Linked DNA regions of Homo sapiens: region 2 is linked to region 1. A link is a contact called in ENCODE Hi-C or POLR2A ChIA-PET data. All regions are on one chromosome and are shown on one strand. The core of a region is the stretch at or near the end of the contact, and the rest is flanking DNA. Distances in the headings are between cores, read along the strand shown.

Evidence for each region. Hi-C counts contacts between places; a loop is a spot of excess contacts on that map. ChIA-PET counts read pairs that join two places held with the same protein, here RNA polymerase II (POLR2A). Pooled maps may share reads with other maps.
Region 2: a pooled map shows a loop between it and region 1 (9-fold over the local background). The contact joins the promoter of ELOVL5 here to the promoter of ZNF451 in region 1. A Hi-C loop is called at or near these places in 5 of 50 pooled maps. POLR2A ChIA-PET finds 5 or more read pairs at or near these places in 2 of 52 experiments (K562 and WTC11).

What each region holds. Positions count from the first base shown.
Region 1 is chr6:57,088,166-57,092,009 of GRCh38, reverse strand. It overlaps ZNF451 (zinc finger protein 451), which reads right to left and starts at 1,822. Exons shown (of 15, transcript NM_001031623.3): 1 at 1,736-1,822; 2 at 1,116-1,199. The coding sequence starts at 1,756. RefSeq lists a silencer at 1,764-1,833 and enhancers at 1,254-2,136, 2,004-2,153.
Region 2 is chr6:53,346,762-53,350,605 of GRCh38, reverse strand. It overlaps ELOVL5 (ELOVL fatty acid elongase 5), which reads left to right and starts at 1,656. Exons shown (of 8, transcript NM_021814.5): 1 at 1,656-1,789. RefSeq lists a silencer at 1,816-2,255.

The DNA of each region.
Region 1 (3,844 bases), core at 573-3,072:
ACTCCAAATCCGTAGAAGATCAAAATGAAAAGGAGAGAGTACAACATACACTGGTAAAGGGAAAGAAATTCAATAAAACAATCTTGTGAAGGACTCCTAAACAAATCTATTAAAATACCATACAAAAATGAATTACCAAAATGGCCCTAATGCTGGGAAAGAAACTGTTTAATAACCAATTTTACAAGGTTTCCCAGCATCCACCATAAATGCACATCTGACACTCAACGAAAAATTCTACAGCTTGAATACCAAACTGCAACTAACTACGGCATTCCAAAAGACGAGTTGGGGACAGAACCGTTTTCTGCCTGGCGAGCTGAGATACCACTTTACGCAAAGCCTTTCTAAAACTCCAATAATTATGGAAGAAAATCACCCCAAAATACATCATAAAACACTCTCTTCTGCTTTGGAAACCCATGCTGTACAAAGTGTGCTCAGAAATCCTTATGTCCCTGCACTTGTCTGAAAATGAAGATTCCTAGGCCCCCGCCTGGAAATTCTGATTCGGTAGGTCTGCAGTGGGGCCCAGGAATCTGCCTGTTTATACTTACTAAGGCTTGAAAACTACTGTCTCAAAGGGAACAAACTCAGAAAAATAGAGCATGTTCCCAGTGATGTAGGATTCTTCATTATGAGCATCAACTGTACTATGCCGTAACATGATGATCTCAGAGGTTAGAGAAATCTTCAAGCTATTTGCCTTCATGTTAGAAGCACCATAACGCTAAGATTCTGGGCTCTCACAACCCTTCCTGTTTTCTACGTCCTTGCTCATCATTAGCAGCTCCTTCCTCCGTGTCGCCTTTAGAAGTTACTCTTGCTCCATTTCAAAACAGCGTTTTAGACACCAGCGTTTTTATCTTAAGTTTAAATGAAAGGCAGGGGGCGAGATTAAGTGTACAGCACGTTCTTTAGGACGTGCTCTTTGTGATGGCTACGGGGGTGGCTCAGATAGCTCTTTTGGTAAATTTCCCAATCCTGCGCCATGCTCCAGTGTCTAGTATGTATTAGACACTCATGAACATTAAATGACCAGGTGAGGTAACATTACATAATGGCCCACCATAGTCTTTTACTCTGGGAAAACCCCAATCATCATTGCTACTTACACTGACAAACTGAATGTCGTCTTCATTTTCATCCGTTGTTGACTCAGATGCCTCAGGGCCAGCTGGAGGGACAGATTCTATTATCTATAAAAACAAGCCAAAACATGCTTATCTGTTCAGCCACATTCGTGTAGGAAGAGAGCGTTTCCGAAAGGAACAATTAAAGACAGAGAGCTCTTGAGGAAAACGAACTGAGCACAATTTCACGGAAACCCGACTAGGAACGGAACTCGAGCTCTGGCTCTTGCCACAGAGTGTGCGGAGCTGCAGGGACCCAACGCTGAAAACGCGTTAGTTACCAGCCTCTCACAATTCCCCTTATCTACTCCAGGAGGAACGCAAGCTCAACACCGAAGGGCAATCCTGCCTTAAAACGTCGCTCCCACTGGCCCAGCCGCGGCCACAACGAACGCCAGGGCCCGTGCGGGGGGCCGGGCGGCCATTGTTGCTGCGGGTTCCTCGCTCAGACACGCACCAGGCCCCAGAGCTGGGCTCGGCCCAAGACACTGAAGAGGTATCGCCCCGAGGCTGCGACGGAGCACCAGGCCTCAGACCGCAGAAAACACAAACCCTTCGCGGTTCGCCTCTGAGAACGCCAGGACCCTCACTCGACTACTCACCTCCGACCCCGGGTCTCCCATGTCTCCGACGGCCGCGCTGACAGCACCACTGCTCCTGCTGTCCCTGCCGCCGCCGTCGCCACGAATCCCCTTCCCGCCCTGCACCGCCTGGCGCTACCGGGACCCGCCCCTGCGTGAGCGCCGACGCCACCGGCGGAAAGAGACGCAAAACCTCTTCAAAGGAGGAGCGGCCCTTACTGGCCCGCTATGCCCCCGGAGCCGCTTTCTCTCACTCCCGGGCTTCCTTCCCCGCGCCGCGCAGGATGCTGGGAATTGTAGTTCGGGTCCGCCCCGAGACCGCCCCTCGCCGGAGAGGAAAAGAACCATGCGCCTAAAAGACGCCAGCTGCAGTGGGTGGGGCGAAGCCAGGGGCCAGCTGGGTCCTGTGAGATAGCGAAGCACTGGGAAGATGTGGGAGGATGTGAAGGAGGGTTTGAGTTGGTATTTGTTTGGTTTTGGTATGGTTGTGAAGCGCAGCTCATTGATTTTTCTGTTTTAGCCCTGAAGGTGGGTGGTGGGAACGGATTTCTCTTTTTTTCCTTTCATTTTTAAATTTATGTATTTACTCATTTTTGAGGACAGGGGCTATGTGGAGGTTTAGCTGAATCCTAGGATCAGGAAAGAATCTGAAGTATCCTTACATTACACACCTCTTCCCTAGCGTCAGTCTCCCAGGCCCTGCCAGTATTAATACACCTGAGGAAGAAAATAGGGATGGGAAATCCAGGGCCCAATAGGAAAGGGAACCGAGGTCTACCTAACTATCACTAAACCCTAGCCAGTGATTTTGAAATGCACTTTTTCAATATTCTCAGATATACTGAGAGAATATGAGAGATCTATTTATAGACTGCTGTAAGGTTGACCTTTTAACCTTTTGTGTGTTCACACTCATAAACCAGTCTATAAAATAGATCTTTTATATTCAACTATGCATTTAATCTGTTCTCAGGTAATACCTTACCAAAAATTTAAAAAGGTTTTTTAAAAAAACACACCAATCGTTGTCAATAAAGTTTATGAAAAGAATTAAGTGATAACATTATTTTAGGCCAGGCGGGTCCTCACACTCTGGGAGGCCGAGGCGGGCGGTTCACTTAAACCCAGGAATTCGAGACCAGCCTGAGCAATAAGAGGGAACCTCGTCTCTACAAAAAATACAAAAATTAGCTAGGCGTAGTGGTCCTTGCCTGTAGTCCCAGCTACTCAGGAGGTTTAGGTAGGAGAATCGCTTGAGGCCGAGAGATTGAGATCCAGGCTGCAGGGAGCCAAATTCATGCCACTGCACTGCAGCCTGGGTGACAGAGCAAGACACTGTCTCAAAAAAAAAAAAAAAAAAACACAAATTATTTAACATCTCAGATTCCTGTTTTTGTTTGTATGCAAAACTACCATCTGATTGCCTAAGCCTGTAGTAATTATTGTTTAATATTTGACATTTCCTGCATTTCCACCAAGTGCTTTATGACTTTAGTTACTTTCTACCTAGTAAGTTTGAGACTTGTGGAAGCCAATTGAGAATGACAGACGTGCATGGGGAGTTCTTCAAAAGCTGTGTGTAAATTAAATATTTTTAAAACGTTAATGTGTAGGCAAAACTTGTATTTAAAAGCTCTTCCTAGTGGGCTGGTGAAAGTGTCCTCTAATATTTAATCAGTTGAGGCAGGAGTTAATGGGTAAAATTCTTGGAAAACAAGCAGTATGTGGCTAGACCCAAAAACTTCTCACACCATACAACTCAGTAACTGTAGTTGCAGGGATTTTCCTGAAGATACATCACAGGTTTTTTTATAACAGCAAAAACTGGAAAATATCTAAATGTCTAATAATTGGGGAATGTAATGTTTAAATTTTGGTATGTATGCTATAAAGATAACATTACAGTGTTTTATCTCCACTGAAAATGTTTACCTAACATTTCTCAAAGCATATTTTTCAAAAATTCAAGAAATATATAGGATAATTAGAACCATGTTGTATTCGTTCTTGCACTGCTATAAAGAACTACCTGAAACTGCGTAATTTATAAAAGAAAGAGGTTTAATTGGCTCACAGTTCCACAGGCTGTACAGGAAGCATGGCTGGGGAGGCCTTGGGAAACTTAAAATT
Region 2 (3,844 bases), core at 407-2,906, 3.7 Mb after region 1:
CCTGGAAAGGCAAAACTTAGATGGGATGACAGAGATGAACCCTGGCCTTGGACTACTGGCAGAAGCGTGAAGAATGAAGGAGATATCTCAAAAAAATAGTCTATGCCACCAGCATATGCTTTTCTCATGTCCCTTGATGTCCATAGCAGCATTTACCACTCTGCATTGTAGTTGCTTCCTGACTGTATCATTTTCCAGGCCCAAGAAGTCCTTGAAGGTTTCAAATTTTGAATACCTAACATAGTATCTAGCAAATTGAAGTCATTCAGTGTTTGTGGAGCTCAATGGCAACTGACAATCTCGATTCTTTGTATATGTTTAATTTACTTAATTTGTACATGGTTTGTATACTTGCATTCCTATTGCAATGGCCCACTGCCTGGAACACAGCTGGCACGTGATAAGCATTACATTGTAAATATGTAAAAGAATAAATTTGCCGGCCAGGCTCGGTGACTCACGTCTGTAATCCCAGCACTTTGGCAAGCTGAGGCGAGCGGATTACCTGAGGTCAGGAGTTCGAGACCAGCCTGGCCAACATGGCGAAACCTCATCTCTACTAAAAATACAAAAATTAGTCGGGTGTGGTGGCGCGTGCCTGTAATTCCAGCTACTTGGGAGGCTGAGGCAGGAGAATCGCTTGAACCCGGAAGGTGGAGGTTGCAGTGAGCTGAGATCGCGCCACTGCACTCCAGCCTGGGCAACAGAGCGAGACTCTGTCTCAAAAAAGAAAAAAAAAGAAAAAAAAGAATAAATTTGCCTACATTAAATAGCCGACTGTTAGGTGGATGCACATAGAGGAGTAAGAATACAGCAAGAGGGGCACACGAAGAAAGGCTAAATCTCTGGGGTTTGAATGGGGAAACAGTAGGATACAAAGCTAATGAAGGTCTTTAATTATCCAAATATCAGTGAAAAACAGCAAGGATCTTCCGTTTATGCCCTGAACCCCCTTTGTCTTAAGTGCTTAAATATGCTTAGCTGAAAAGACACTGATTCCATCTTTCCTCATTTAACAATCCTTTAGAATAATTTCTAGAGTAGAAATGGAGTTGATAGTGGCTTCCAAAGAAAAATCAGAATCCCTAAGAAAAATACACGGTAAATCCTTTGCAAGGGAGTTATGGTTACAACAGTTTTGAGTCGTTTTGTTCTTGTTCCTTTATCTTGTTCAACTGCAGACCTTCACTCCGGCGGTCTCCGTGGGCATTTAACCCTTTCAGCTTTAACGATGAAGTGGATCCCCTTCAGCATGACATAACTCATAGAGGAGACCGTAACGAGGGTGGGCTTCTGCCACCCAAATGCGGCCACAGACTCCTGCCACGCCTGGCAGTAAAAAAACCAGAGTTCAGGGCATCGACAACTTCACCGGGGCTATTGCGCAGGCTCTGCGTTCCACGCAGGCTTATTAGGAAGAAAGGGGAAAAAAATTTCCCAGAGACACGTGGAACCGAGGGGCCAACCCCGGCCTAGGCTCTCCACCGCATCGGATTCTGGAATTTACGATCACGAAAGTTCTATTGTCCCGCGATTGGCTCCCGGGCCGCATGACATCATAGCGCTTGATTCATCCTTCGGGTCCCGATTGGCTGGCCGCGCCATTGTGACGTCACGGTCAGCCCACGTTCTGATTGTAGATAGCCGGCGCCTTCCTCTTCCCATCGCGCGGGTCCTAGCCACCGGTGTCTCCTTCTACATCCGCCTCTGCGCCGGCTGCCACCCGCGCTCCCTCCGCCGCCGCCGCCTTGCTGCTGCTCAAAGCTGCTGCCGCCCCTTGGGCTAAAAGGTAAAGCCGTCAGCTCCGGGAAACTTCGTCGGGGGCCGCCGCTCGGCCATGACACCCGCGCGAGCGCGCGGCCGGGAAGCGGTCAGAGAGAACTGCCGTTAGGTCTCGGACCTGGTGCCGAGAAAGAGCTGCCGGGGCAACCCGCGCTCCGCCCGCGGCCTCCAGCTCCGCCGGCTCCGGGGTACAGCCCGGCTCCTCGGGCGCGGGGAAAGGGGTGCGGGTGCGGGCGCGGGCGGCTCGCCCCACGCCGAGGCTGAGGCAGGGCGCTCGGGAGCGTTCTCTGTGCTGCGGTCCCACCTGTGCGCGCTGACAGGCGCCGCGGGGCACGACACCGTGCCCACACCAGACGCGGAGGGATGGATCTGTCCGCCTGGGTCCTCCCGCCCTGCGGGCCGGAGCGCGCGGCGGGAGAGCCGGGGGAGCGCTCTCGGAGGGAGCGCGCTTTCTTTGGAGTCGGCGAAACCCGGGTGAGTTCGAAGAGCCTGTGCGAGGGTCTGCGGGCACCGGGCGCCGCTGGGGGGACTCTCCGGCCTTTCCTTTTTGTCCTGTTCTCTCCGCTTCCGTTAACCCTGCGGACCTTCCGTCCGCCCCTCGGAGGGAAGCCTGCTAGCTCGGGACCGCTTCAGTTTTTATTGAAACCAGACAACGGCAGCCCTTGGTACTCAGGGAGGGATGAGGCTGGTGGGAAAGCGAGAGGGCGGGGACTCGGGGGCGACCGGGGCGGCCCTTTCTGGGAGCCTGATCCCTGGAGAGGCGGGAGCGGTTGGCTGCGAGGGAGGCGCGCGGCGGGGGGGCGGTTGTGCTCTGCGCCGGGGGAGCTAGAGTGTGTGTTGTCTTGCGAGTTGTAAGGAAAAGTGCCTTTTTACTGTTTCCACGCCGGTAAGACTCTCCCACCCCACCACCTCGGGTCGACGGAGCAATGCCTAGAGCAAGAGTTGTTCTTGCTGAACTGCGTCTTGCAACCGTTCCGTGTTCTTGCACTTGGCGGTTCCCCCCGCCCCATCCACAATTGTGAATTAAGCTCCTTGATTGCAAATTTGGAGAATGCATTTGGCCAGTTATGCAAAGTGGCGGAGGTGGCGGGGTCGGGGGCGGGGGGTCTCTTTCGGAAGAATCCAGTGCATGGTTTATTAGCTAGACTGAGGAACCGAGAGGTGCTAGATGGGATTTGTGGGGAGCGAGCAGCCTAATTTGTTTTAAATAGCGGGACCCGTGGCAGGAAGTGCTTCATAGAATTGTACGGAAGAGCTGATGTTGCTTGTCAGGTTTTGTAACTCATTCTCCTAACCGCTTGGCAGATAACCTGTTGGTCTGCACTTGTTTTGCTTGCACGTCTCAGCCAAAAGCATTTCGTGCAGAATCTACAGATAGAAACAGGCGGTTTTGCATTAGATGGCCGTGGACAAACATTTTAGCCTTCCATCTGTGATTGGGGACAAGTGGGTTACTTTTCTGGTAGCTCAGACACTGCCTGGGATTCTCCAGGAAAGCTCTGCACTTGAAAGGGAAATGTTACTCATTTTCCTTTTAGATTTTTACCCTAGATTCTAACTTCTTATTGCCAGGAACTTTTTCTGTACTGTTTCTCTTTTTGCATTTTCGTTTCTATTTCTAATTGAAGACAAAGGGGAAATTTTTATTGATAGTTACAGATAGGTAATGTTACAGAATGTAGTACAGAACTTTGCTGAAAAGCGACAGTAGAAGGCTTACTAAAATTTGATGTTTTTCAAGAAAAATATCTTGTAACTTCAGATATTGACCTCACCTCCTTGACTCAATTTCCTTGTCTATACATGGGGATTTTATGTGGCAGGATCATTGTGGATTTCAAGAGATAATGCAAATGAGAGCCCAGCATTGAGTCTGCCAAATGGTGGTTTGAAAATGTTTCCTTCCCATTCCCTGAAATCAACAGCTTCTTCTTGGTTACAGACCTTAATTTTTGGATGTTCTGTTTGCAAGAATCTTTTTTTCCACTACCTCTTCTTTTGCTCCCTGCATAATGGTTGCTTGTCTTCCTGCTTCTAGAGGTGAGCATCCATCCTTGGGTGT